3 separate regions of the Mus musculus genome follow, and regions 1 and 2 are each linked to region 3. A link is a loop called in an ENCODE intact Hi-C map of the cell type or tissue named here. Cell type or tissue: left cerebral cortex. All regions are shown on one strand. Each heading gives the region's core, and the rest is flanking DNA. Links, peaks and the distances in the headings are about the cores only.

Region 1 (7,195 bases), core at 793-5,792, 200 kb after region 3:
GTGAGGCTGAGGGGGTCGCAGACCGGCTAGGTGGAATACAGCCAAGGCTATAAGTAAGACTATGCCTTGAATGGATCAAACTTGAAAAGGAACTATGTATGCCCTTTCCAATATAATAATCCTGTATCATATATGGCTGTTGAACCATACTACTATCCTTGGGGACTGCACTCTATATGGGTCTCATTTCCTTTTGAGCATCACGAATTAATTGTTCAAAACCTCCTTAAAGGAGAAAATCCTCTGTGTGCTTTGTAGAGCCGTCTCTCCTGCCTTTGTTACATGTGTTAAAAATCACGGCAGCTACTACAAAGGAGTTGGGATGTTTCTCTTCCCTCCTTATGGGCTCTAATGCCATCCTGGCCTTTGTATCCCTTGCTAAAGATTGACAGAATATCAGAGGAAAATATTACCCCAACCCATGCTATGCATTTCAAAAGCAAATTAGTGCCTTGTCTTAGAGGAACAAGCCAGTTCTGCAAATAATGTGAAAGGTTCAAAAGGCCATGTAGAGCACTCACAATCACCCTCTCAATAAAGCCAACCATTCTTTGAAATACACCTTCTTGTGGCTAAAATGAGTTCTTTGTGAATTTCAATTCTGTTCTAAAAAGTGTGGGTATTTTGCAGCATTTGAAATAAGTCAGCAATGGCTGCTCAGTGAAGGATCGATCACCATTGATCAAAGATGCTGTCACTATGTATTATGGGCAATTCAACAAGCCTGGATTACCCTACTCTGGGAAAGAAGAAATGGAAGCTGATAGTGTGGAAACAGTAATGTGGGAATAGGCTACTTCTGCCTATGACTGGCATGTAACTTCAGGCTTACTTAGGCCCAACCCCAGTCACCACATCTACCTCACCTATGAAAGCTCCACACTGACACAAGGCCCCATGGCCATGAGATCCAAATGCTCACCCATCTCATTTTGGCTACAGATGTCAGTGGCCACAGTCCTCTGCGTAAGATGTGACTTACAAAGACCACTGCTGTGCTCTCCAAAGATGCTGATAGGGTAGTGTCTCCCCTGCATTTATAAAAGGACCATCTGGGGACACTTCCTGGAAGAACGAGGTAGAAAGATATGAGAAGTGAGTGTGATAGTCACTATCACATTCCAGTAACTCTAGGCTTCGGTGCCCTAACCCCCATGTCAACCAAGGGAGATGACAGTTTCACTTGCAATAGTGGGCACATAGAGCCAACACTCCATGTGTCGTCCAAACAACTAAGCACAGAAATGCAGGGACTACCTCACTGAGATACAATATCAAAAGGAGAATGGGTGGAAACTAGGCCAATATTGTTAATTATGACCTGCTCGAACTGGGGTTCTTGTTTTATTTCCATTGCCCCGTGTACATAAGACCCACTCCCACACGCTGCTCCCAGTTTACCTTTCTATTTGCTAGGAAATTAAATCAGCTCTTTAGAGGACTCTTCACCTCTTAGTTGGTCACACTGTGTGTCTCGCTTTGAGGAGACTGATGGGAGTCCAATATTGATAGGTATCTGGTAGGAATGTCCCCAAGAAACTCAAAGCCTGCCTGGCACCTGCTGCAGAATGGTGATTAGCAACTCCTTAGGCAAAGAGAGTTCACATTTTCAGATGCATGTATTATGCTGGTTCTCCTGGCAGAAACTTAAGAAACCAATGTCCCCTAAATCTTTTAAATGTTCAGAAACTCTCAGAAGGTATTTGTAAGCTTCACTGGGGTCGTTATAAGACATTTCCCCTGCCTATCAGCCACACATTAGAACCCTACTGATTCCTAGTTAGTACCCTCGTGTTACTAGAGTCAAAACTTTACATTGTAATTCAGCCAATCACAGCATGAACTCCAGAGACTGGGTTTCAGACCCGCAGTACTTGTCTGGATTCATATGTTAATACAAAATCAAGTTGGGTGAGATACTCGAATATAAACCTCAACCTGTTAGAGGAGAGGCAAACAGAAAGAGATGTTTCTGCTTACAGAAAGCCAGCGCATTGTCTTAAACTCAAAAGCACCAACTACAAAACAAAATTGAAAATGGGAGACTGTGAGTATCTCAAAGGAAAACGCTTTTACACAGAAAAAAAAAAGGGAAGGAAGGGAGGGAGGGAGGGAGGGAGGGAGGGAGGAAAAAGAAAGCTCAAGGATTGTTACGGAAAAGGGGCGGAAAGACCATGGAAGCCAAAGAATGGAGATGACACTAAGGAATGCTGTGCTCCAGACATGACAGGGCCATAGCACTTGTGAGCCCACAACAGCTATTGTTCCCTGCACCCAGCCTGAACAAGATCGTCCTAGTAAAAAGTTGAGCCTGGAAGGAAAGGTCCCAGGGGCCAAGTCCTAACCGAGGAGCTGGGGTAATTGATGGCTGCTGAGATAGGAGCATGCTTTTATCTGGGGGATGTGCCACTGGTGGTTTGTCCTTATCCTTAGAGGTAACCCAAAACCCATGTGCATACTGCTCTTAGTGGGCTAATTCTAACGAGTTTTAAATGCATGAATGTGGGGTGAACATGGGAAAGAGCATCCAAGGGAAGTTAGATAGAATAGGAATGGATAGATGAAAACGCACCGCATACACGATGGACTTCTCAAATGATAGATTTAAATATTATTTTCAAGTAGGGGGAATACGTGGAATCGTCGAGAACCTGTGGTGACTAACGGAATGACCAACTATAGTTACAGTTCTGAATGGGATGCGCGGCTGCCCTCTGCTGGCCATGCTGGGTGTTTGCGTTCTGAGCTGAAACCATTCAAGGATTACAAGTCTGTTTGCAAAAATGAAGCTGCTGAGACCCCTACTGGAAGAAAGTTATACAGCCCTGTGCAGCACAGGCCTGAACGCACACAGAAACTGGCTGATGGCTGACCCTCCACAGTCATGTTCTTTCCCCTGGAGCAGGAGGGGCCCTATTGTGGGAATCCTTGCCAGAATTACACAAACACCCCAGACTTGGAAACATAACAGGTCTGGAAGGAGATACTGACCTGGAGTATCCAGGATAAAAGCAAATCTAACCGTAAAGACATGCTGCCCACAGGATTGGAGACTCATCAGGGGACAGAGGGCTGCTTCTGAGGACTTCACTCTGCATTGCAATATCATATGATATCATGCACAGCTATAAAACTGTGCATTCCTGATCCATATGAATACAGCCAACACAGGGCTTTGGAACACCACTGTCCAACAGGCACCTCATATCTGCGTCCTAGACGTGGTAGAAATGATAGATTCCGATACTATCTGATCCTGCTGTTCGGCTACTCTTCTCCCAGGTCACCCAGGTCCCACAGAAGCTGAGACACCTGTCAAAGCCAGGGGTACAAGGCTCCAGGAGAATGACTGACGGTTCTAGGGAAATGACTAACAGTCCTAGATATGAAGGAACACCAGGAGAGCACATCCTAGCTCGATGGCTTAAAGTGGCAACCCTCCGAATCTGTGAGCTGTCCCCTGAGACACATGGGTAAGAGCCTGTCATACATAGGGCTTATTCACAGGCAGATTCTGGCATCTTCCACTTCCCATGTTTTATCAGCACATAAAGAACTCACCTGTGCTGAAAGTATTTCTAGCTTACAGGAAGGTCTTCTCACAGAGAGGCCACGTTCATATCATACCAAGTGAGATCTCTCCCCCTCCCCTTCCCCCTCCCCCTCCCCCTCCCCCTCTTTTCCTCCACCTACCTCTACCTCCCCTCTCCCTCTCCCCCTCCCCCTCCCCCTCCCCCTCTTTTCCTCCACCTACCTCTACCTCCCTCTCCCCCTCCCCCTCCCCCTCCCCCTCTTTTCCTCCACCTACCTCTACCTCCCCCTCTCCCTCTCCCCCTCCCCCTCCCCCTTTCCCTCTGCTCTGGGCCCTGTGGGAACCATAAGGATTCACTACCATCTCTTGCCAACACTTACAATGGCCTTCTTCCCCTGACCTTTATGATGGCAGGAAAGTCTCCGCACCAACTAAATACACAGGAGAGGTAGGGATGCAGGATTTAAAGGGAACAGAGAAGAGCTGGTCCTGTGCCTGAGGGGTCAGCAGGAGGACATACCCTGCTTGGGAGGCCTGAATCAGCAACCTTCAGAGTTACAAGCAGTCCTGTGGGAAACAAGGAGATGGATGGCCTATCACAGGCAGCTCCTAGCTCATTCTAGGACCCGTTTTAGTCCTGAGCACAGACACATCCTGTGCGTAAGAAGTTCTACCTACCCTAGGGAAGTCTTCTCTGGGAAGCTGGATTATTCTCCAGAGAGGCCACCAACAATCTAATCGGGCCATATCAGCCAGGGCCTGGGACTTACCAAGAGTGGGAATCTTGAGACTATAAAGGATCTCTCAACGCATCTACCTTACCCAGGCGAGATTTCCCCAGTCAGCTTGAAGGATAGAGAATACCAGCATTTCTGGTCTAATGCCATGTGGAGCCTGCAGGAGAAATCTAAACCCATGTCAGGGTGATCTCTCTGATGTTGCCGCTGCTTTTGAGACATCCCTGCTCCTTGTAAGTAATGAGTCCCCCACTCCAGTTAGTCACCACAGTAAATACTCATTGGTTCACCAAGCTGGACAAGGGTGCAGCCATTGCTTTTATCTGTCATGTTTTGTCTCTCCAGGAAGTCTGTCTCACAAGAGCCTCCCCTGAGTCAGGTCTAGAGACAGTGTCATTAGTCTAATGAAGGCACCTCACCTCCTGCCATAGCAGACTGGTAAAAGATAACACATTAGCCAAGGAGGAAACGTAACTGGATAAGTGCTGTGAAGAAAAGAAAGGTAGAGAGAAGGGAGGCTGGTGGCACAGGAGGTGTGATTATGAACCAACCACCTTTGCCACACAGCCAATCAAATAGAATAGAATCAGATAGAATATCCCAGCTGGAATCCCCAGTTGTGTCTTCCAGCTGACCCTTCTGCGATCTCCATTTATAGGATTCTGAACCTGGGGGGCCATGTCCCTCCACACTGGACACAGCACACAAGACAGACCAGAGAGGCAGCCAACGTCCTGATCCCCCACCTTGCCTGCCTTGGACTGTTTTTAACAAATGAAATATAGAATATGTTTTTATTTCTCAAACCGTACACCTAGGAATTTGGATGGGGAGTGTGGTGGGATGTTTTAAGGCTAAAAATGTTGAGAAATGTATTGAAATGTTCCCCACCCATCACTAATCATGAACAGCATTTATTTCCAGTCCTAATTTGTGTATTCTTATTCCTTCGCAAGAATTCTATGGGGCAGAATCGCTGTAGGCCTGACCTCTACTTAGTAATTTCCTGCCACGCCTGCTCAAGGGTTATAAAACATTTTTCCGCTGGGCATGGACGATTCAGAACAATCTTTGTCCCCACGTCCACAGTCCTGTGTAACCTCTACATCGAAACAAATGTCAGGGTGATGCTTTCCCATCTCCCAGAAAGACTTTCCGTGGGAAGGTTTACTTCTGGCTTTGGGGGATCTGGATTAACCCCTCAAGGATACCTGGGAGAAAGGTCTGAAAGCAAAGCGGCTATTAAAGGCTCAGATGCCATTTTAGGCGTGTTTCCTTTCCCTTTTCTGGACACACAACTGAAATTTTTCAAAAGTCCCAATCAGCTTTTCAAATTCCTCCTCCCATGATACACATACACACATACACCACTCTGACTAGTAGTTAAGTGGACTCTGTTTTGAGCAAACCCGCTGACTATGACCACCCAGTGACTAACCCATTTCGCTTCAGAACAAACCCATTGTGTCTTACAGCCGTTAGGAGGCTGGGACAGCATGCAAATCTGACACAGACCGCGAGACTGCCCCCTAAGAACCTGTCGGTTCCTCCTGCCCCCTGTCCCCGCCTTCACCCCAACCCTACTAGCAACTTGGTAACTGACTGGGAAGAAAAGCCTCCTGTCTTGGGGCCCCAAGCCGGAAGCCTCCCCAACCCGGTCCCGGGCAGGGGAAGGGGCGGGCACAGGCAGCAGCAGCTCAGAAGATGCACGCGGGGCTCCTGGGGCTCTCTGCCCTGCTGCAGGCGGCCGAGCAAAGCGCGCGTGAGTGAGGCGCAGCCCGCGAGTGCTCACCCCTCCAATACCCTACTCCAACCCAGTGTGCGGGGCACATCTACCACCGCTGTGCCTCCTCCTCCTCCGGCAGGCAGGCAAGCGGCGAACACTGCGCCGGTGCACGCACGATGATCTCCCGTCCTAGCCTGCAGAGCACTCCCTGTGTGATCCCCTCACCATGCATGATTTCCTCCATCCAGTTAGACATCCCTCCATGCATGGATCCTCCCCATACTCCAAACCCGGAGCCCTGAGTCCCTTCTCTCTCCTCTCGCTGGTGCTCTGCAAAGAGCTGCGTGAGGAGGCTACTTTGGAGCGCCAGCACTTGGTGAGGCGCCCTGGCTCCCTGGACACCCGGGCTCCGGGCTGGGGTGGCATGCGATCCAAGAGCTGGGAGAGGTGGAGGGGTGGGATCCCAAAGGACACTGGTTACCCTTTCGAGATTGTGACACAGCAGAACGCTGGTTTACTGAAGACAAGGGTCCTGTGGGTAGCGGAGATGAAGCAAGATGGCCATAGTTTTCGCGCCTTTCGCGTTTGAATTTGTAACCCTTTCAGTGCTGGCATAGAGTGCCTCCGCCCACTTCTGCCACTCTCCTACAAGGCCCGGTCCCTGGGGAAACTCCACCATCCGGATCCAACAAGGTTCCGCGTCCCTTCTTGGACATGGTATCTCTGAAATTTACCTCTGATTTACAGAATAATCCCTGCAGATTCCCGTCCCCAACACCCACTCAGAATCCCAAAGGGCGCTAGTTTAGGCCCTAAGAGACTAGGAAGTACACTGTTGCCCATAGTGGCCTAGTCCCCTAGCTTTCCAACAGGAAAAGAATGGATGTTTAGCAGGAAGCTTGTCAGTGCACTGAACATAACCTGGGACTGAGAAAGGAATAGTGGCTATTCTCTTCCCATAGCTGATGGGTTCCCGGCTCTGCCTCCAAGCAGTGAGGTTTGTGCCTACTGATCTACATTCCTTGGTAATCCTAGAAAACTCAGGACAACGGTAGTGTGAAAGGGTCCCTGAGTACCCTCCACAATCCCCCTCAGTAATCAGTAATACCAACACAGCTTCTCGCTGACATCCGAGGTTATATAGGTGGAGCCTGGTCTGATGGCATAGGCGTATAATCCAAGCCAATGAAGAGGTTGGGG
Region 2 (7,195 bases), core at 1,359-6,358, 190 kb after region 3:
TATAAAGAGAGAATAGTGCATCTGCATACTCACATACACACACACAAGCATATACACACACCCGCATGCCCATGCACATACACATACACTATGCTCTCCAATGGTGACCTAGTCTTCCAGATGCCTAAAATGTGCTTCAGCATCCCTTTATTAATGTAGCTCTCACTGCCCTCTGACCTCTCAGGTATCTCTGCCAGAAGATGTTCCTTTCCATCCCAGTCAAGCTTGGTGTTCTCTTCCCTGATCCTTGGTCCCTCAGTTTTAGCTCCTTACCCATCTAGAGGTATCTGATGTCAGAGGCCATGTTTATGCCATCAGTGATGAGGAAAGGGAGCCCTTACTCCATCTCTCTCCTACATAATGCCTTATGCTGAAAGAGATGCATCTGGACTTATGTGAGCACTCTTAGCACCCACCTCTGGAGTGGCCTGCATAACCAACTGCTCTATTCACGTCAGCATTCAGGATGGCCATAGCTACTGGCAAAATGGAAGGTTCAGGGAATGGTCTTGCTTCCCCATACACTCTGCTGAGGAATGCAAGCTGGATTGGGGGTTATCTTGTGAGAAATGAACCCAAAAATTGTCAGAGGGTGGTTGGAGCTCTACAAGCATAACCGTAAGAACCAAGCATCTACTAGACTGAGAGCAGGGAATTCCAATTCTCCAAGTCCCTTTCTGGGACAGAATTTCCTTTCATTTCATGATATGAAAGATCATGCCAAGCAGCTGCCTTCTGTGGGGTTTTAGTTCTTGTCTTGCTTCAGCTACATAACAACTGCCTAATGATAATGTCATTCCAGTTTTAAAGGAATAAACACTAGGTTGCAGAAATGTCTCTAGTTATAAAAGTAGGAAAAGGAAAAGATGGTATAATCTCCTGGACAGCCCAGTTCTTATGCTAAATGCCTCAGTGAAGGACAGGGATACAAACAGCACAAGAGAAAGCAGCAAATCTGAGATTGTATCTCTTTATCCCCACGATTAGACCTCACTCCACTCGTCTTCACAATTTTGAAGGGAATTGTGTCTCCAGAAAGCTTAGCAAGCCTCTGTGCTAAACCTTCCATAGATGCTCTAAACCTAGCCAGTACTATCCCCTGAAATCCAACACACCCTAAGGTCCAGAGCCTCAGGACTCCTCTAGGGCTGTCGCTTTCGAGCTCCTTCTAGTGGTCCCTGCATGACACCATAGAATCACCTATCCAGTCTTTTTCTAAGTCTTGGTTGCTCAACTGTATCCCAGAAAATGTGTTGATAGAATCCACTTTATGCTTCTCACTTCTCAACTCCAAACCAACAAAGACCTCTTCATATATATGAGAGAAAAATGAATATTCTAGAAACAACAATAAAAGAGTTAATGACCTGGAGAATAATAAACTTTCCAGTTTGGTTTGGTTCACCAGACTTAAGTTGTGTGTTTAAGGAATTTGCTATTGTAGAGCTCCGTGAAAGACACAAGCAACCTCTCAAGGTACTGAATGAACACCAAAGGGCTTTCTTTCCCAGACTCTCCTGTGATCTAACTTGTGACTGAGACTCCTCTCCTCTACTACCAGGGCAATTATCAAGTTTAGACATGTATCATGAGGCCAAATGATAGGGATTTTTGTTTCATTGTTGTTGTTGTTGTTGTTGTTGTTGTTGTTGTTGTTGTTGTTGCTTAAAGGACTAAGCCTGTGGGATAGATCAGCAGGTAAAAGCACTTGCTGTGCAAGCCAGACAGCTTTACTTTGATCCATGGAATCCACAGTACAAGGAGAAAACCCATGTCCAAAAGTGGTCTGTGATCACACACATGCCATGGTACATGCACATCTACAATCATACACATCTTTTTATGAAAGAAAGAGAGAGGGGGGAGGGAGGGGGGAGGGACGGAGGGGAACAGGAAGAAAGGGGACTCTGTCTCTATTGCTCAATCTTTGCTCTTATATGTTTGCCACACTCTTGTCTCAGTGAATCTGTCTCTCTACAATTCTGGATATCAATCTATTTTCAGTCCATGTCTCTATTTCCACCCATGTCTCTTCAATTCTTTAAATTTTTCCCCATCCTTTTCTCTGTGTTCTCATTCTCTCTCCCTCTCTTTCCCTCTTTCTCCTTCTCTCTCTTCTCCTCTCTCCCTTCCTCCATCTCATAGTGGTATAATGAATGTATCAAAAGATCTGAGAGGTACATGCCTTGGTACAGAGTGAAATTCGGCTGGTGGTAGCAGTGTTTGCTGTTGTGTATGTTCTGGTTTCTCATGCAATGGGAACTCCTCACTGAACCAGTTCTATAGCACAAGTTGAACTTTGTTCCTGGCAACTGACTCGTACTTTTTGTGACCTCTTGATGACTCTGAAGGTTGTTAATGCCTTTTACACACTCTCCCCTGTTTGTTTCCCATAACCAGGAATTACTGCTTGATACTGATAATGTAAAATGCTATTTACATAATCATAATCATTTTTAACAGTGAGGATCATACTATGAGCTTCATTGCCAGAAAGCCTTCAGTACCCCCTAACCTTGAGAACAAAGTAAGCCAGGCATGAGACAACAACTCGGGATACCCAAAATGACACAAAATCCATCCATACTGAGATACAGTACCCGCAAGACTGTAAATAACTTATGACAACTGACAGTAATTTTGATCATAGGAGATATACTCTGGATTCCAATGTCACCAAAGATTCCCTAATCTTTGGTAGCATGCAATCCTGATGCCTATAAATACAGCCACAATCAGGCCTTGGGGTGGCACTGGCTGCTCATCAGCCTAGAACTCCCATCTTCTCTGAACTCTGGCCCATGTGGAAATTGTGCAGCTCTACTTACTGATTCTGATGTTCTGCTGCTCCAAGATCATGGTTGGAAAGAAGCTGAAAAATGTGTCAAGGCTGGAAATATAGGGACCAAGGGTAGCTGATGCTAACTAGTCCTAGGCATGAGGGAGCAAAATGACAAGATAACATCCTGTGAATAAGTGGTCTTACCTAGCATTCTTCAAAGGTCTTCAGTATCTACCTCTGTGTGCCTGCCTCAGTCTGTCTCAGTAAATCCATCTCTATGTATTTCTGGGCATCTGTCTTTTTTGGTCTGTGTTTCTATGGCTATGCATGTCTAGGACAGACAGAGATGGAGATGCTGGTTTAGCCTCAAACAGTCCTTTGCATCTTTCAGCACCTCACCTCTGTTCTGAATGTGAAAGACATTTTCGATGTAGGAATGATTCTCTTCATCCTACAGGAAGGCTCCTCACACTAGAAAGCCAGCTTTCTAACCAAGACAAACTACTCACAGTGACTTGATAGTCACAGGGTTAAGGGATAGTAGCTCAGAAGGCCGCCTACTGCAGACAAGGTGCCACTAGTCCTAATCATCAAATCAATTCATCCAGAACCTAGAAAATAGCATTACATCAGTATCACCTGTCACTACTGTATGCTTTATCCACTTTCTAGAAATAGCAAACTAAAAGACATAGCTTATCTCCAGGGAGAAGTAGAGAGGCTCTGAAAGCCCCAAAGGCTCATGGGCTACTGATGTCTGAAATGTCCTAGGGTAACCTCAAGGAAGGGCACTAAGAAGTAAAGCGTTGTCCACGGGACTCATGTGCTGGTCAGAACCTTAATGTAGGAACGAGCTTTCTCATTGTTTTCTGAACTAAACATAAAGATTTCTACTGAGTCTCAAGGACCACTATGTAGCCATGCAAATCAATTTTAATTTCCCAAAACTTGTTGAGTTTCCAGTTTTATTTTCTACTAAAGTATAGATACATAAAAATAGACATAAGGAGGCGGAGGAGAAAGAGGAGGAGGAGGAGGAGATGAGAGTCTACATCTGCTGCAGACAGCAGGCAGAAAACTAGCTTAAACTTTTAAGACCTCAAGGCCCATTTCCTAGTAATACACTTCCTCCAACAAGACCACACCTTCTAATATTGGCACTCCCCATGGCCCAAGTATTCAAGCACATTAGTCTATGGGGGCCATTCTTACCCAAACCACCACATGTATCATTTAAGTCTTTCCTTTTCTTGAAAACACAGAAGCTTTGGTGATATTCCTACCTGGCCACAGTGAGTTGAAGATGACCAGGGTCTGCTTCTCCACTCACAGACCCTTATCCCAAAGCATAGTACCCACATCATTGTCAGCCCAGTGGATGTATAGCTTATACTTGAGACACTCACTAATGTGTCCTAGATTCATATTTTATTTTTGTTGCTGTGATAAAATACTCTGACTGGATAAAAGCAACATAGGGCAAGAAAGGGTTTATTCAGAGTAAAATTTCAGGTCACAGTCCCATCAGTGAAGGAACTCAAGACATGAATGCAAGACAGGAACTTGAAGGCAGGAATGATTTCTTGTTATTCTACTCAGTGTTACCTCTAACCAAAGAACTCACTTCACAGCAAAAGAAGTACAATAGGAACCATTGTCCTTATAGCTTTTTTTATATAGTTCAAGGGTGCCTGCCCCAGAAATGGTTCCAACCACAGTGAGCTGGGCCTGTCTACATTATTGAATAATAAAGAAAATCCCTGAGAAATATGTCCCACAGGCCAAACTGATGTACACAATTCCTCAACTAAGACTCTCCCCACAAGTTGTTCTAGGTTGTGGCAAGGGGACATTTGAAACTAACCATCACATACCGTGAACTGCCCTAACTAGGTAAACCTCTGGCATGTAGGAATGAGTAAAAGAATGAAAACTACAAGACGTTCTAGTAGTCCCTATGATGTTCCAGAGAGAAAAATTAAGTATAAATAGCAATTCCTGAGTCACATGGCCAGTGATTGGCAGCTCCAGGGATGGATCTTGGCCATTGACTCCCATGGAACCTACAGAGGTACTTAAAGGCCAAGCTATGGTGGGGTATTGAAAGAAGACAGTCCAAGATGGAATTTAAATATCAATGAGTTTTGTGAAAGCCTCGAGCTAAATCAAATGAGGCCTGGGGCAGGATGGACCTTTGGAGCTTATATAAGGGTTAGTTCAAAACTCATTGGAAGTGTCCAAGTATGTGGTCACAGTGGTCAATAGACCTACTTCTATAAACAAAGCCATGTCTCCTCCACATGTTCCAGTCCCCTCCCTGTACTGGTTGGCCATGGAGGAGAAATTCAGATGTCTGGAACACAACCCAGATACTCCCCAACAATGTTAACAAACTCTATAACTTTAGTATAAATTCACAGACCTTATTCATGGGCATGAACTAGAGACAAGTTATAAAACTTTAGCTTGCCAGAACACTAAAGTCATGTTAATTAGAGGAAGCCATTCCTCCCAATCAGTACACCTGCTAAGGTTAGCAAAAGCTAAAGCTGATCAAGTAGGAATCTAGAGGCAGTAATTGATGCAGAAGCCATGGAGTGTTGTTGCTTAATGTCTTGGTCCTCATTGCTTGTTCAGCCTCCTTTCCTAGAACAGCCAGGACCACCAGCCCAGAGGGGGCATAGTCCACAGTGAGCTGGACCTTCGCACATTAATTATCAATCAAGAAGTGATGCAAAGAGCCACCTAGGCTGCTGTGGAAGAAATACATCAATACTTTTAACCAACATTAGACCCACCATGCTACAATACTGATATACAAACACAAAACTTATATAATCCTGTTTATAAGGATAAACTTCAGCTCTCTTAACTGTAATTGAACCCATGGCTAGAAAGATCATAGCCCCAATGGGCCCATATTTTGCTAAGTAGTCATGTTGTTAAACTGCCTTCTAAATATTTATGCTTCATAATGATTTTGATGCCCCAATCTTTGTCAGAGAAGTTTCCTGTTGCAGAAGGTAGTAACCAATACAAAAACTCATAGCCATTTGAAGTGTTGAGCATAACAAGTGTGTAGGCTACTCTTGTGTCAACTTGACACTAGGTAGTTATCTGAAAGGAAGGAACCCCCATTGAGGAGAAATCTCCATAAGATCAGGTTGTAGGCAAGTCTGTATGGAATTTTCTTAATTAGTGATTGATGGTGGAGGGCCCAGCCCATTGTGGGTGGTGCCATCCCTGGGATGGTGGTCCCAGGTTCTATAAGAAAGCAGGCTGAGCAAGCCAAGGACAATAAGCCAGTAAGCAGCACTCCCTCATGGCCTCTGTACCAGCTCCTGCTTCTGAATTCCTGCCCTTCTTGAGTTCCTGTCCTCACTGCTTTTGAGGATGAACTGTTCTATGGAACTGTGAGTAAAAGAAACCGTTTCCTCCCCAACTTGCTTTTTGGTCATGTTTTGTTGAAGTAATAGAAACCCTAACTAAGACAGAAAGTGTAAGATAGGACATTGATACCAAATCCCTATCCCAAGGCTCAGTAGTGTCAGGAAAGAAGAGGTAGAAAGAATGTCCCCAGGGGATGAGGCGTGCAGTGAGGTGCTCTCCTCTAGATGTGACATGGCAGGTACACATATGAACTCACAGCATCTGTGGTTACCTGTACAAGACCCACACAAAATCAAGCCAGTAAAAAAAATTCCAGCAAGGACTGGGAACAGGCTTCTAAGACCTCAACCAAAACTAAGGAGCCTAAGCAGGGATCTGCTGGGGATGGAGTGAGTTCTTTCTTTTGGGAGTGGCCACTAATAGATTCCATGCTGCCCAGTAGATGCACTTGCTACACTCTGTGAGTTATAATAATAATAAAAAAAATGAAGACATGAAATTGCAAAAGAGATGTGTTTGGAGGTTTGAGGAGGAGTTACAGGGAAGGAGTAAGGGTGAATATGTTCAAGATAGAATTATACGTGTATGAATTTTTCAAAAAAATGAAAAAGGTGGGGTTGGTAGCATCAGGAGGAGGGGAGGAACATGAAGCTGCTGGTTACACAGTGTGTACACTCAGCTGGGCACAAGGAAATGTTCAAGTTCTGCTCACAGCAGGATAACCAAACTGAGTCATGATGTATATTTTTAAAATCTAAAGCCGGGGCTGAAGAGGTGGCTTGGAGACTAAGAGCATCTGTTGTTCTTCCAGAGGGCCAGGGTTCAGTTCCCAGCACCCATATGGCAGCTCACAACCATCTGTAACTCCATATCTAGGGGATCTTATGCCTCTGGCCTCCATAGGCATCCACAGTCACATGCACACATTCACATGCAGACACACACACACACCTATCTATACATAGTTAAAAATAGTTTAAAAAAATAAAGCTTAGAGAAGCCAAAAGGATGGACACTCAAACA
Region 3 (7,195 bases), core at 906-5,905:
AAACACACTTTAAAACATGCCGTGCAGTGAGCAATATATTCTACAGTGTGAGTATATAATATGGATTTATGAAATCGTCTGGCCTGGCTCTCAACTGCTCTTTCTGCCTGTTTAGAATGTGTGGTGGAATGAGGGAGAAGGAGGAGTTTTTCCTCATCGCTTTACTTGTGGAGAGTCCCACCCAGAGCCACTAAAGGCAGGGTCATTCTGACCTGGAAAGCTGGTAGTGTCTTGTGCTGGGGCCTCAGCTTTCTAGCCCAGCTTCTTCTAACTTGAGAAGTATTAAGACCAGGAACGCCTGTCACTGGCCTCCTCTGCGAGGGAGGAACCAGGCTCCGGATCCTGCTCTGATCTCGCCACCCGTTGCCACTTCCGGTTTATTGTTACCAGTTCTGTTGAGCTTGGAGAGGTGACTCTCCTGTTGTGGGCTGGAGTTTCACAACCTCAGAGCAGAGGCTGAACCTGGAGCCAGCGCCCTCCCAAGACAGGCGTTCACACGGGCACACGTGTTCTACTCTCTGTGGGAACAAGAGATGCTGGTGTGTCTGACGGAGGCGTCCTTTTGTGCAGTTCCAGGAATGATATTTAGAAAAATAAATAAAGAATACACTGAGAAGAGGCTGAAGAATGGCCAAGCCAGAATGTCGAGTGTTCTTTGTCACTTGGGATGAGAATCCAGGCAGGAACCCTGAAGGAGGCTCAGCTATTTCGTAAGCAAAGTAGATTCAATCAGTATGCAGAAACGCGGAAAGAAAGGATTTTTATCTGCTAATCAGGAGAAAGCTTGGCATGTGGTCTCTGATTCAGCGTTTCCCTTAGTGAGCCTCTGCACCCCTCACCTTCATTAGTTCCTTTCATTAATTCTTAGGTTCCTGCCCCCACAGCGGAACAGCCTGCAGAGAAGAACAGCAAACTCCCCAATGTTAGGAAATTTCGCACAAGGGGTCCCGCAGAGCTTTAAGTGTTCAGGAACACATGCTTTTAAAATAGCAGAATGGGTTTGGGAGGTGGGGTCAGCCGATGAAACCACTGGCTGCAGAGATCTGGTGACCTGGGGTCTACTCTAACATCCATGAGGGAAGGAGAGAACCCATCCCCAAATTTTCTTGCCTCCATATGTGCACATGGCATGAGCAGGTGTACACACTCACTCCCCCCCACCACACACACACACAAACACCATAAACACATCCACAAATACACTGTACACACACAAATACACCATACATATACACCCATACACACAGCATACAGATACACCCATAAACATACTGGATACACACAAATACACCATACATATAATACCCATAAACAAACTGTATACACACAAACACAACACACACACAAATTAACAAGCCAACATTTAAAGACAAATGTAACAGAATGAACACTCTTACAGGCACTTCAAGAGTCCTGTTTATGGATTTCTGACTTGGAGCAATTTGATTGGCCTCATGCGTTTTTTTGGATTGTTTGTTTGTTTGTTTGTTTGTTTTCATTTTTCTCAAATCCCCAGAATGGCCATGTTTGAACCTTTACTATATTCTCTATAAGACAACAAGGTCACCATGCTGAAAGGCTACAAAGTTCTACTCAGGTTTTGGTGTGACAGTGTGAGAAGGCTCTGGAAATGGAGCAGGAGCCCTGGAGGCCTCAGCAAGAGGAGAGAAGCCAATGTCCGCTTTGATGTGCTGAACGCCATAGAGGACACACAGCCAGTGAGTCAGCCATTCCTGTCGCTTTGCAAACAGCGTTTACAGCCGAGCTTGGTTTCTGCTTACCCTATTCCTGAGTATGTAAGAGACATTACCTGTGACAGAGAAAAGACAAAGTAGATAAATAGCAAATTAACACCTTTTTCCATAAAATCCTTTCACCGGACCTTTGCCTCGGTGATAGATTTATTTAGCAAATGTTTATTGAGTATGCACCGTCAGCCACACATACTCAAAGCCTTTGGGGCATTTCCAAGTCTCCACCCTTCAGTTGCTTGCGCCCCACATTCCAGATCTCCCAACCTCAGTCTTCTATCTTCTGTCTTTAACAGAATAGGGGACGCAGCATCTGTTCCAGGGGTCGGAGCAGATATCCCCTTTTCTCTCACCAGAACGGCACATGAAGAGCCTGCAGTGGCCCTGTTGCATGAGGCACACGGTGTTTCTGATTCCGGGTGGGATGTCCCCTGTGGATACAACAGAGGGAGATAAACAGAGACTCCAGGCCTCAGTGAAGAATCTGCTCCACTCTTAACAAAGCTTGGTCTCAGTGCCACTGAGTTTTTAGTCCTTAGCTTTCAATAGCAATCATTTATATCTCGTGGTGTTTCCAGGAGGGCATGACAGGCTGTGTGTGGAATCACCTGGCCCACTGTAGGCCCTGGTCCAGCAGAGTCCTTCAGCTGCCTGGAGACAGAAGTATACTGTGGGGATGGGAGCATGGCATTTAAGAAAACAGAATAACAGGAGGAAGGTCTCAGGTTGTAAAAAAATCAGGACTGGGTAGGCCTCTCAGCTTGTGGCCAGATTTTTCACTCTTACTACAATTAAAAAGAAGAAAAATTAAAATGTCTCTTGTATTGCCTTCTAGGTAAAAATATAACCAACTAGAGTCTCCAGAAAGAAAGCACTGTAGGAAAGAGACGGTGAAAAAAAGAGGCCTTTCACCCTTCTAAGAAGGCCCAGTAGAGGGTAATACCAGGGCAGTAGGCTAGGCTGGGAGTGGGTGGATGGGTGGGGGAGCTTCCTCAAAGAGGCTTTTTAAACACACTCTGTGTTTAAAAGCAACAGCAACATAATGTATGCCTGACATGTTTAGAAAAATAGTCTCCTGCAATAGCCAGACTTCAGACAGGGACTGATTTATGATACTGTGTTCATCACGTCTACCATGGTTTGGAGAGGACATGGCGATGTGGGGGTAGTCCACCTTGACCGAAGAGCCAATAATTCAAAGGTTTCAGAATCTGGACTCTAGCTTTCTTAAGGTAACCCATTTTCTCTCATCTGAAAATTCATTTAAAGGGTACATCTGGGGTTTTGTGGATATAATAGGCTATATGCAAAAACTAGGGAAGTGCCGTTAGATGTGAATACCCTCTCTGCTCACAGCGTGGCAGTAATCTTACCCTTTGTCCACAGCTACCGCTCTGACACATGTGTGGCTGTAATTCTGTCCTGAATAAACTCTCAGATTGCAATCAGGTCTTTCTATTTGTCTTGGAGAAAAGAGGCCTCTATGTCTTGTGCTGTAAAATTGACAACTCTCACCAAACAAACAAACAAACAAACAAAAAACCTCTTCATTATGAAAGTGGTCCAGCCCTGAGCCTCAGAGTGGTCCAACTCTGTGTGCCAGACGCTTATACCTGGACACACCTCAGTGCTGTCTACAAACTGAAAAAGGGTCCTGCCTTCTCCAGGGCTGCTCAGAAGACATTTACCTGAGTTTCCTTGGACAAAGCAGAAGAAGACAGCAAAGAGTAACAAGACTTTCATGTTTTACGGCTCGCTCTCTGTGCAGGAAAGCAGGTGTGACTGATGACTGAGTTAATCCAGGTTTGAAAGGACAAACAGGAGACCTTTATAGTTTTGGAGAATGCTACTGTGGAATGAGTATATTTATCTGCTCTACTGAGTTAGGCTGTGGGCAGATGGTACCAGCTACTCTCTCTTTTTTACCTAAAAATAGACAGGCATTCTGACATTCCCCAGAGGCAGAAATTGGCCACTGTAGCATGTGAAACCTGAAAAGAAAGAAATTGCCACTGGGGACATTGGCAACTGGCTACATTGCACCAAGCCCTGGTGCTGTGGTAAGATGGTAGGTGACAGAGACTCAACTCAGTAGAGATGCATCCTTGGCTTTCAAAGTATTCAACTGGCCAGGATCCACCTCAGTTGAGAACACCTGTGACCAGAAGCCACTCCCAGATATCTGCCCAAAGAAACAAAGTCCCGTGTGAACCTAAAAGGGTGTAAAAGAACCTACAGGGTAGTGTTACTCATCATAGTCTCTAGTCAAAATGTGAGTGGCACATTACAACACCATGAAACAAACCAGTAATCTCCATCACAGCAATGAGAACAGGAAAACATGACGAAGACTGCCACACCCCAGGAATGGAAAGTCGGCAGAAGGCCAGCTAGAACACGCCAAACTCACAGATTTGCAAAACCAACATGTCAGAAGCCAGAATGTTGTCCACAATGGAAGAGGAAGGCACGTCTCAGATGCCTCAAGGGTCCCCCACTTGAAGAAGTTAGTTGGAGGGGTCAGGGAGCCTCCAGAGATTTGGAGTTATGCTGATGTGTATCTAGAGGAGATTTATAGGGCTTTGTGGGCACAGAATAGAGACTCCATTTGGATTTTGGAGACAGAAAGCAATCATTAGAAAGGGTGTTTCTGAAGTAGAATCTAGGGCAGATTTCCCATGAAGGTTTACTGAACCTGAAACAAATAGATGCTTACTTTGTCCTTATTTTAGTCTCTGGCCAATTGGATTCGCTTTTCTTAAGATTCTAACAAATTTGTTCTTGAATCCACAGTGGCTGGGGTTACCTGCACAAGCTTGGGCTGGCCAACATCCTGCCAAGGAGAAGGGGAGAGACTCAAAGCCTAGTGCAGTGAATAGTTGCTGGAAGGCTGAGGGACATCTTATTCAGTGGTGTCAACACAGCTAAGGTCTCCAGGCTCCTGTCAAGAACCCTTCATCAATGTCTGTAAGCAACCCTAAAATCACTCAAGGCCAGTTAAATACATGAAAGTGGGACATCAGGGAGCAGACTAAGTTGTTCGGAAGTAGGAGGGGATACAAGAGAGCAATGGGTGTGAACGTGACCAAAATATAGTGTATATGCATTAAACTGTCATATTCAAACTCATTATACATAATTAATGTGTATCAACTATAAATCAAAGAGTAAAAAAAAAATTAAGTCTTCTATCCTCAATACTTCAATGAAAATTCTAATAGTTTCTCATTAGCCCCTCCAGTAGCTTCTAGTTTGTAAGTAGGCGTATATGCATTTATATCCTCCTTGCTACCTAAACAGCAGACTTCACACATTATTCTGGACTTGGCATATATTGGAGAAATGTTTTAAGTGGGAACATGGAAACCTTCCTCAGTTTTATAACAGCTCCATAATGTTCTTGTCGACTGACCTCCATCCCAATTAACTAGTCTACAACACACATATTTGAACTCCAGCCTGAGCAAAAGAGGGTTTTGAAAAAAGAAGAGTCAAACATGACACCAGATAATGTGTAACTGAGCTGTGAGTTTCGTCTGCAGAGAGGACAAAGTGTCCATCAGATATCTCCAGCTTGACGACAATGATCAAAGTCTGAGGACCCCAGCAATCGGTCCCTGAGGTACAGGACTTTCTGTCCTTCGTAAAAGTACAGAAAGTTGCCGACTAGGATCAAAACGAATTGGGCAAAAATTTCCAAGAATTGATTTAAAAATGTGAAAAAAAACCCAAAGTACCAATGATAATATAACTTTAGGATGAATGGGACCATGAAATGGCTACTGTGTCCTCATTCAATCAACCAACCATAAAAATGAGTGAAAATAGAATGGGTCGTTGCACTAAGGGATACTTATGGATTAAGGATGTAAAAGAGATATGAACCATATGCATGTGTGAAGATCAGACTCACACTGATAACTATGCTGTGTGTAGGAACAAACTGGACTAGACTCCTTACAGCCTTACAGTATCCATACAAACCTGCATCTGTACTGGGGTATTGGAGAGAGCAGTCAGTGAAATTGATTTCTTAGTTCTGTCCTCAATCTCCAGATAGACTTCACAATTCTCACTTGACAGTCACTGTCACAATCTCTTCCCTGGAAACAGACTTAACCCTGGAAGAGGAGAAGTAGAATAAACATGGATGCTATTCATTTATTTCTGCCATCAATAAGTTGGTTTTTCAAATCAGGTCATGAAGTTATCAAACTGTACTAAAGGGTTTTTTTAATATAAATTTATAGCTGTCTTATTAGTGGCATTTAATGGATCTATTTTTATATAAATGTGTACAAAGGCACTGTATTGTGGTTACATTCACCCACCCTTCTTATCCCCCATACTCTGAATACTTTCCTTTCAACTATTCCCCCTCTACTCTCAATACTCAAGTACCAGCTTGCACACCCACCAGCAATGGAGGAGTGTTCCTTTTTCTCCACATCCTCGTCAGCATGTACTGTCACCTGAGTTTTTTATCTTAGCCATTCTGACTGGAATGAGGTGAAATCTCAGGGTTGTTTTGATTTACATTTCCCTGGTGGATTAAAGATGTTGAACATTTTTAGGTGTTTCTCAGCCATTCAGTATTCCTCAGTTGAGAATCCTTTGTTTAGCTCTGTATCCCATTTTTTATTAGGCTTATTTAATTTTCTGGTGTCCATCTTCTTGAGTTCTTTATATATATTGGATATTATGTATATCCTATCAGATTTAAGATTAGTAAAGATCTTTTCCCAATCTGATGGTTGCCTTTTGGTGATATTAACACTATCCTTTGCCCTACAGAAGCTTTGCAATTTTATGAGGTCCCATTTCTCAATTCTTGATCTTGTAACACAAGCCATTGCTGTTCTGTTCAGGAATCTTTCCTCTGTGCCCATATCTTCAAGGCTTTTCCCCATTTTCTCCTCTATAAGTTTCAGTGTCTCTGGTTTTATGTGGAGTTCCTTGATCCACTTAGGCTTGACCTAAGTACAAGGAGATAAGAGTGGATCAATTCAAATTCTTGACATGATAACCGCCAGTTGAGCCAGCACCATTTGTTAAAGATGCTGTCTTCTTTCAACTGAATGGTTTTAGCTCCTTTGTCAAAGATAAAGTGACCATAGTTGTGTGGGTTCATTTCTGATTCTTCAGTTCTGTTCCATTGATCTACCTGTCTGTCACTGTACCAGTACCATGCAGTTTGTATCACAGTTACTCTGTAGTACAGCTTGAGATCAGGGGTAGTGATTCTTTGCTATCCTAGGATCTTTGTTTTTTTCAGATGAATTTGCAAATTGCCCTTTCTAACTCTGTGAAGAATTGAATTGGAATTTTGACGGGGATTGAATTGAATCTGTAGATTGCTTTCGGCAAGATAGCCATTTTCACTCTATTAATTCTGCCAATCCATGAGCATGGAATATTTTTCCATCTCCTGAGATCTTCGATTT

Evidence for each region. Hi-C counts contacts between places; a loop is a spot of excess contacts. Peaks named below come from ENCODE experiments on the same cell type or tissue, not always from the same donor. Only the 100,000 strongest peaks of a DNase experiment are listed, where the experiment ranks them.
Region 1: it touches region 3 in a loop (4-fold over the local background); 13 of 42 quality-filtered maps call a loop at or near these places.
Region 2: a loop joins it to region 3, with 4 times the contacts of the local background. A loop is called at or near these places in 13 of 42 quality-filtered maps.

The regions. Positions count from the first base shown.
Region 1 is chr8:18,949,712-18,956,906 of GRCm38, reverse strand. It overlaps Gm40464 (a long non-coding RNA gene), which reads right to left and starts at 6,640. Exons shown (of 3, transcript XR_870173.3): 1 at 6,477-6,640. Xkr5 (X-linked Kx blood group related 5) reads left to right here and starts at 5,932. Exons shown (of 7, transcript NM_001113350.2): 1 at 5,932-6,031. The coding sequence starts at 5,974. In left cerebral cortex, for the core only: a CTCF peak has its summit at 2,746 (motif pointing left); a DNase peak (open chromatin) is centred at 2,751; H3K4me3 peaks cover 109 bases.
Region 2 is chr8:18,960,262-18,967,456 of GRCm38, reverse strand. All of the region lies in intron 1 of Gm40464 (a long non-coding RNA gene), which reads right to left. Among named protein-coding and RNA genes, the nearest start is that of Xkr5, 13 kb to the right of the region's middle. In left cerebral cortex, for the core only: no CTCF peak of the experiment used is centred there; a DNase peak (open chromatin) is centred at 3,761.
Region 3 is chr8:19,154,244-19,161,438 of GRCm38, reverse strand. It overlaps Spag11a (sperm associated antigen 11A), which reads right to left and starts at 3,552. Exons shown (of 2, transcript NM_153115.1): 1 at 3,440-3,552; 2 at 1,861-2,182. The coding sequence starts at 3,494. The coding sequence ends at 2,028. It also overlaps a transcript of Defb14 not described here. In left cerebral cortex, for the core only: a CTCF peak has its summit at 3,754; a DNase peak (open chromatin) is centred at 3,697; H3K27ac peaks cover 1,180 bases.